Regions from separate parts of the Homo sapiens genome. Here region 1 is linked to region 2. Evidence: chromatin contacts called from ENCODE Hi-C or POLR2A ChIA-PET data. All regions are on one chromosome and are shown on one strand. Each heading gives the region's core, a stretch centred on a gene start or an enhancer-like site at or near the end of the contact. The rest is flanking DNA. Distances are from core to core; before and after follow the strand shown. Region 1 has its middle 22 kb from the start of TILRLS. Region 2 overlaps MAST4 (microtubule associated serine/threonine kinase family member 4).

The links. A loop is a pair of places that touch in the nucleus more often than their neighbours do. ChIA-PET counts read pairs that join two places held with the same protein, here RNA polymerase II (POLR2A). Pooled maps may share reads with other maps.
Region 1: a loop to region 2 is called in a pooled map, with 2.8 times the contacts of the local background. The contact joins two enhancer-like sites. A Hi-C loop is called at or near these places in 1 of 37 single-sample maps with no recorded cell type and 8 of 50 pooled maps. POLR2A ChIA-PET finds 5 or more read pairs at or near these places in 2 of 52 experiments (CD4-positive, alpha-beta T cell and MCF 10A).

Annotation. Positions count from the first base shown.
Region 1 is chr5:67,244,284-67,248,268 of GRCh38, reverse strand. No RefSeq gene overlaps it. Among named protein-coding and RNA genes, the nearest start is that of TILRLS, 22 kb to the left of the region's middle. Within about 2 kb of position 1,993, at least 2 of the 41 ENCODE cell types and tissues checked have a DNase peak (open chromatin) inside an H3K27ac peak, as active enhancers do.
Region 2 is chr5:67,159,557-67,163,491 of GRCh38, reverse strand. It overlaps MAST4 (microtubule associated serine/threonine kinase family member 4), which reads right to left. Exons shown (of 29, transcript NM_001164664.2): 27 at 2,900-3,036; 28 at 704-885; 29 at 1-345. Among named protein-coding and RNA genes, the nearest start is that of CD180, 35 kb to the left of the region's middle. Within about 2 kb of position 2,316, at least 9 of the 41 ENCODE cell types and tissues checked have a DNase peak (open chromatin) inside an H3K27ac peak, as active enhancers do.

The sequences.
Region 1 (3,985 bases), core at 744-3,243, 85 kb before region 2:
CTTCTGTCAAAACACTTTTTAGTTGCTCTTACTTCTATATATATTAATCAGCCTCCAGCTGATTCAAGATTTATCATCAAAGAATCAGATTCTTTTCATTTTTATCAAATTAGGAATTAAATTTCCTTTGTGACACTTCTCTCTGAGACGTATAATGATTTCTTTTCTTTTCAGATATTGTATCACCTTCAATTCTGATAACCATAGAACACAGGGGATCTTTTATCATTTTTAAAAAATCATAAAGGATCTGAATCTTTTAAGTATAATCTTTTAAGTGACGAATTGTTTCAAATAAATCACTTAAATCCCTGATGTATTATAGGACTTGACATCAAAATTAAGTACTCAAAATATGCAAGCACAGTATTAGAAATGTCGCATGTATTAGAAATAGCCCACCTGCTCTAACATAAGCTAGGGTGGATGGCGAAGCCCACTCCCCCACCACACACACCACTGCCCCCTATACACAATCTTTCCCCCATATAACTTCCCAGGTGGATACAGAAGCGTCTCTGCAAAATTTGGCTAAAAACCGCTATCTAAATACAATTCAATTAGAAACAAGAAATAAAGAGTTCATCAGATACTTCAAAACAATATAAAGTTGTCGGTTTTATATTGCTGTAGGCTCAGATCCTGCCAACATGTTGAATGTCTAGTATATACCAGGCACTCTCCTTGGAGTCACATATTCCCATTAACATATATTCTTCCAGGCAGGGACCAGCTGATTTCTATATAATGCATTGCATTTCCAGCTGGGTCAATGCCTCTGTAGTGTGAATTATGTGGGAGCTATCACAGCTACAACTTTCATGAGCAACTTGTATTTTCTTCCCCAGGTATAGAAAAACCCAGCAGTCTTCCCAGGCTTCCTGCTTTGTGGATGATGGAATATGTTATAGTATGCTGAGATAGAATTGATAAAAATTACATAAGAAAAGTAGAATGAATATATATATGTATGTCTCTTTCCACTTTCTTTCAAAGCTATCCACAGTATTTTATCTAAATACAAACTGCAAAACAACGTAGGCCTTTTCCCTTTCATTTTATTGCATTTTTTCTCCCTGGAATAATTTCTGAGCTTAACTCCTGATTCTGTCATATAGTGTGGCTTTGTGACAACTGACAACTTATTTAACTTCCTGGAGCCTCGCCTTAAGAATGGAGTTATCAGCATCATCTGATTCAGAGAGTTGCTCTGGGGCTGAAATAAGGGAGAATCAATGTAAAATTCAGGGCGTTAATGCTTTTTTGTGTTAGATCACTTTCTACTCCTGGCCTTTCTTCAAGTGTAAGATTATCTGGACCATTATATCAACACCCTATCTTTGATGTACAAACATGTGAATTATCAGCTTTTCATCTCTCTGTCAGTAAATGGATACCCTATGCACATACAGAATGCACAAACATGAAAATGTCTACTTTAAATAACAATGGTACCAGCAGCACGGAGTCACATAATAGACAACATGTTTTAAAGTAAAGAATCCTCTTCCACGGAGTATTAATTTACCAGCTTTCTACATGCCAAGTTCCCAAAGCAGTCAAGAACATCTCAGACCTGCAGGCTTCATGTTTCCCCTAATGGGGTACTAATTGTTTTCACATAAATGCCCCCACTGTGCAAGCTCTCTATGTAGAATGAAAGTGGGTTGTGGAATGGTAAAAGTAAACCATCTTTCTGATGTCTACAATGTCATGCTTCAGAAGATTCTAGAAAAGGTCTAGCTGGAATTAAATATATTTATATTCAAAAGCTTTAGTATTTAACTTACAAGAATATCAATTGTGAGCCACCTTTCTAAAAAGTATCACCACTTCCCATAATATTTACTTCTTCCTAAAACAATTATGTTCTAAACACACACACACATACACACACACACGCACACTCTGTCTCTCTTTGATAAAAAGTATTTTCTCTGTGAAGGACTCTAATTTTGCATTTTCCTTATTTGCAACCCTGTTTAGGATTTTAAAATGAGGTGTTTTAATAGCGCCACCTGGTGGTAATGATCTACTTCAAGTACCCAACATAACTTCTCTTTCCTCACCTTTTCTCCTGTTTTGTGAGCTGTTTCTTTCATTTGTATTCATGAATCATTCCTTTGCATTAGTGTTGCTGAAGAAAGTAATGATTTTATCAAAACAAAGTAGGCTATTACAAAAAAACTAACAGAAGTGTTAATGTGAGCAGAACAGTAGAACCTGCACACTTAAGGGTATGCCACTCATCAGGGGAAAGAAATGTAACTAAAAATCAACAAAAGGCTGTGAAGAAACAAAAAGGGGAGAGGCAGTAACTCCAAAATGGGCTTTAGACAGAAAACTCACCTGATGTAGGGCATGTTGGCCAACATTTTCCTTTTATATATCTGCCACATTTTCTGCCTTGTGGCCAGTCTGAAAAAACTAAGCAGCCCAGTACAGCAGGCAAATGCTTCTCAGTCACAAACAATGGAATATTGAAGCCATTGATATTCCTCTCACAGCGGCAGGAACCATAGCAGGTGCTAAAGGAATTGGTTGTTTATGAAGAAATAATCAAATATTCCCTCCCTCCTTCCTTCCTTCCTTCCTTCCTTCCTTCCTTCCTTCCTTCCTCATTTCTGCCGCTTCTCACACAGCTACCAGCATCCCTCTCCCCAGGCATCAGAGTGCTACTTGGGGAAAATAATAATAATGTAGGATTTTTTTTCCCTAAATCACTTCAACTCCAAGGACCCATTAGCAACTTATGCCCCTTTACAGATCTCGCCAGTTGATCATCAAGAAAGGCAACTTTAGAGATGATGCAATCAGGGCAAAAAAAAAAAAAAAAGAACAAGTAACTGCAGATATCTTTTTAATTTTTTTTTTTTGTATGTACCTTTTTGAGAATTAGGTCATTAAATTCATTGAAAATTCCATTCTTCATCCAGCCTTTGAAAGTTCTCATCTTGTTCAACTTTGAAACAGATCATAAGGTGGATTCACATGGTGAAAAATGGGAGGGACAGAATGAAGACTTGACAACAATGAAGAGATAATGTCTACCTGGAGGCTAACCAATGGCACCCAGGCTGCTGAAAGAAATTCCTTCAGCAGGGGCCCAGGGAAGAAGCCTAATTTAAAGGTCAGAATCAGACACACAGACACACACGTACACACACACATGTACACACATTAATCTACACAATCACCAGAGCAATCATCTAGCCCATTTGCATCAGCATAAGGTTTCACCTAAACTCTCTGCACTGACCTTTTATGGAAGATGTTTGCTTTCTAGGGCCTGAGACCTGGGACCAGCTCCCAGAGACGAGGGTACAGGGGAAAGGACCTGAAAGTCAAGTTTTATGGAAGATGAAATGGAGAGAAAAAAAATATTTGTTTATTGGTGATTTTAGTTAACGGGAACAATAGCTTTGCATTGACAGACAATAAGTGAGGGGAAAATAGTGGTGGGGTGGCGGTGTGAGGAAGCCGACATGGATAGAGCAGCCAAAGGAAGCTCTGAATAGGCTCTGGAAAAAACTACAACCCAACAAACTATTCCATGACTGTAAGGCGCTGGAAGCCTGCCAAAGTCAGACATACATTCTCACTGACCTTTTTAGACCTGATTGACTCCCAATCAGACTATGAAGACTGTGACCGAGGAGTGAATTCCTGTTCCTTCCTGGTGATCCTGCATTACTTTCCAGTAAGTTCTCTCATGGTCCAATTGTTCTTTTATCTGCACAGGAAGGGAATGTGTGATTCCTTTTGGAAACTGGAGTACTGTGGGAGCCAGGCCCACTCTCCTGGCTGCTGGAGATCTGAGCATACCCAGGTCTGGAAAGAAGCCAAGTCATGGGGACTGTGATGCAACAGCTCACCTTACCACCAGGCTAGATGGTAGCTTTGACTTTCTAAGACCCAATAGCCTGTTAGTGACCATCAAACAGAAATTGTCATAACTTCAATGGTATAAAACTGGGTTCAGGAA
Region 2 (3,935 bases), core at 1,067-3,566:
ACCTGGGGGGCTCCGCACTCTTGGGCCTCACGATGTGTCTGACGATGGTGGGCGGGGAGTGCATCTTGCTGGGAAAGGCTTGCGCGATCTTGGAATTGCCCAGTGAGTGTCCCAGAAGAGGGGATGGTGACCGCTGCGGGGAGGTGGGTTGCGGGGTTGGAGAGGGCGTCCGGGCCAGCGGGGACAGTGGGATGTTGCCGGCGGACTTTCGCCTTCCGGACCGGTACCGCTGCCCGCCGAGTTTGGGTGCAAGACCGTGGAGAGTGCTGGGCCGGATGTGCCCGGACCCTGCTGGGGAATTGGGGGCACTAGAACTAGGGGAGCTGCTCTGGGAGGAATTAGTACCTGTGGATGGAAAACAGAAGGCTGTGAGCATCCATGGTCATTTTCCCCTTTTTTTCACAGTTGTAGCCCAGACTGTATTAGGTAAGGCCAGGTAAGATCAGCAAATTGTCTCAGCATTTAGCTAGTGGAATAAACACTTTTCAGATAAACCTCTCCAGGCCAAGGTTTAGCCCCATACTTCTTGACTTATTTGTTTGGTCAGAATAGCCACATCTTATGACCTCTCTATAAATCTGTCTTTATAATTTACACCTTCAACCTGCTTTCTTTCAGCTGGAACAAGCTTCATGTTTTTTGGGGACCTCACATGACTTTACCTCCCCTCCCCTCTGCTGTTTAGACCAGGAGACTCACTCACCAGATGGGAAGTCAGGGGTGGAGCGGTAGCTTGGTGTTGGAGACCGGGGAGACAAGCTATGAGTGGGGGAACCTGGGAGGCTCTCACCCGATGACAGGGATCTGTTCAAGCAGGAGAAACTTCGGCTGGTGTGGAGTAAAGGAGAAGGCTGCTTGGCTAGCTTTTTGAAAAGAGATCTCCTCCTACAGAAAAACAGGAAAAAATTGTTCAGTCTTCTTTCAGAACTATTGCTGCCTCCCCAAAATACCATTGTGCTCAGCTCAATAACTCCGTGTGAGGGACAGGGATACAACAGCAGATCCTATTAAAGAGCAGAACACCACTTTCCTATTAGAAACCTTCTTATGACATGTAAAGGAAGAGTATTTAATAGTAGACAATGGAGCCTCTCTCAATTCCAAACACTTAAGAAGAGTTGGAAAAATAGGAAAAATATAAAATGCATTAAAAATACATTCATTTACTTGTTAGGTATATGAGGAGGATGCTCTTTGCTTGAAAGCTTCTGAGTACCTACCCCTAAATATGCAGACACAACTTAACTAAGAGATAATACAAAGTAAACCTCTGGAAGCAAAACCATTGTATTGGAAATCAAATTCTTTAATGGTGATAGGCTGGGCAGAGGCCAATGAAGGGCTATTTGCTGTGCTTATTCCATTGTGGGCTCTTGAATATTCCTAACAACAATGCAGGCTGTACAACGACATAGAAAAAACCGAGAAAGGTGAAGCTGAAGCGTATCGTATCAGCAGGGCAGCAGACACTGTACTGCAGCAGAAGCAAATGTGGATTTGGTACTCAATGAGCACATCTTAAGGCAAAAGCACAGCTTCTGACACCTTAGCAGGGCATCGGGCTGTGCAAAGTTCTTTTACCATATAAGCCTATATATGGTAAGATCTAACCCACTCCACATAAGCTTAAAACAAAGTTTCTGGTTGCTAGCCCTTGAAACAATTTGTTCTAAATGATTTAAAGCACAGCCAAAATATAAAGCATAATAATAAAGAAGATCTTATGTGTGTGTAATTTTAATCAGAGTAATAAATGTACTTGGGTGAAAAAGTCAAATACTTCTATAAACATACAATGAAAAACAGCAACTCCTCTACTCGAATTTTTCTCTACTCCCCAAAGAAGTCGCTTTGTATTCTTTTACCTGTTTCTTCTCCCATTTGTCTACATATTGCTAAATGTTTGTACACTGCTATTTTTTAGTTTTTCAGTTTTAGAAATTACCTGTTGATTTTCTACTATGAAAGATGATAATTAAGCTCTTATACAACCACCTTCTACCTTGCAACCAAATATATTTCCCCTTTTCTATTCTTCCCAATATAGCGAAAGCAAAATTTTTGGTTAGAAAAACGGCCGGTATTTTATCTTATATTATAAATATTGTTCACAGCTGGGCCATATGAAACATAATTCTGTTCCTTTCTTGTATAACTTTTTTTCCCCCCAGAGTTAATACATGGCTTTTCGTTTGCTTGTTTTTCTACATTTCTATCATCAAAAATCCTTTTAATATGATGTGACTCATCAGGCCCAATTGAGTAAAGAAATGCTGTGGCATTGCAAAGGAGGCACACCCAGAGAGCTGCCTGGCAAGAAACAGCCCTGCCAGAAACACATACCTCTTGCTAGTGTCTGCAAGCAGCACAAAAAGATACTGATCAGTGCTTCCCAGGCTACAAAAGTATATAAGCTAGTTCGTTTTTCAGTGAGTAAAACAAAGCCCTTTTATTTCTAGGCTTATTCGGAACCTTTAAAGGTAACAGTAATTTTAGAATATCTGGCATTTTAAAAATAGCAACTGTTTGTTTTTTGATAACGTAAAGGACATTTTAAATGTAGATTTAATGTTAAAAACCACCTGAAGATCCAGTTCCTCAATCCAACTCAACTGAAATCAAGTGAAGAGGCTTAAAAAACAGCAAAGGGCTTTTCCTGACATTCACACATGATAAAAAACAATCTGAATCCTTCCACAATGTAAATATGTAAATCCTTTTACTATGGAAGTTGATGCTATTATGAATATGGATTTTAATGTATACATATATGTGAACCATAACATAAAATTTCTCACAGAAAAATAGATCTTCTTCATATATAAGCATTTAATTAAGGGGTAACTTTTCCCCAACATAGGTATACACCAAACTTAAAAAGAATACTGATTTTACTAACCTTTCGAGACTTTCTTTCTTCTTGGATTTCTTGCTCCGCCTCACCATCCGGCTCTTATAGCTGTTTCTCCTGGCTGGTCCAGTTTTGATTGATGTGTTTTCAAATGGGGTAGTAGTGATTGACACCTTATTCCCACTCTAAAGAAAAGATGAGGTGGCATTAAAGGGAAATGCTGTGATGAAGCAAGATCAGAACAGAGATGAGAGATTCATAGACAAATACAAATAGAAAGGAACATACATATAAAAGGCCTTCTGTTTCTAAATAACCCTTCAATCAAAGAAGTCCTGCCAGAATACAAACTGGGTGGAAGGCAAAATATGAAGTTTCTTTACGAGGGTGAGTTCTGGAGTCCACAGATCTGAGTTCAAATCCAAGCACTGTGCCCTTACCAGGCTGCTACCCTCCCTACCCTCAACTTCCTGTACCAATTAACAATATAATCCTACCTATCTCCTGGGGCTCATTTGAGGATCACATGAGAGCAAGTCTGTAAAGCCTTTTGCACCCAGTGCAACACAAGGAAAGAACACTATAAATAAGATAACTACTTCTTCCACAGGTATTAAGTATTAATGTTCCCAGTGGCTGGCTGCTCTTGGTTGATTTTTCTTTTTTCTCCTTTTTGTGTTTTTCCTTTGGCCTAAAAATTGTAGAGTAACAAAACCGAATGAGACTTTTATTTTTAATTATTTTAAAAGGCTCCTTTTCTATCACCATAAAACCTATCAGTTTGCAGAGCTGGAACATTTATGCCAGCCAGTAGGAAACCTCTTTTTAACCAGGTCATACAGGGTAAGGTAATTTCTGTGAGTTTCGGTGTCCTTTCTCTCAATCCTGGGAAGGGGCTTGCTGGGCAGCCTCTAGGGATGGAACTGAGCGTGGAGTCAGCAGTCAGGCCGAGGGGGGCCCAGGGCAGGTGGGTAGTCCCTGGCATCAATTACCCTTCCTGAATTTCATAATAACCAGGGGAGAAACCTGTCCTTTCAAGGTCACAGATGGCCCCGATTACCATGAAAGTACAAGAGGTACAAGG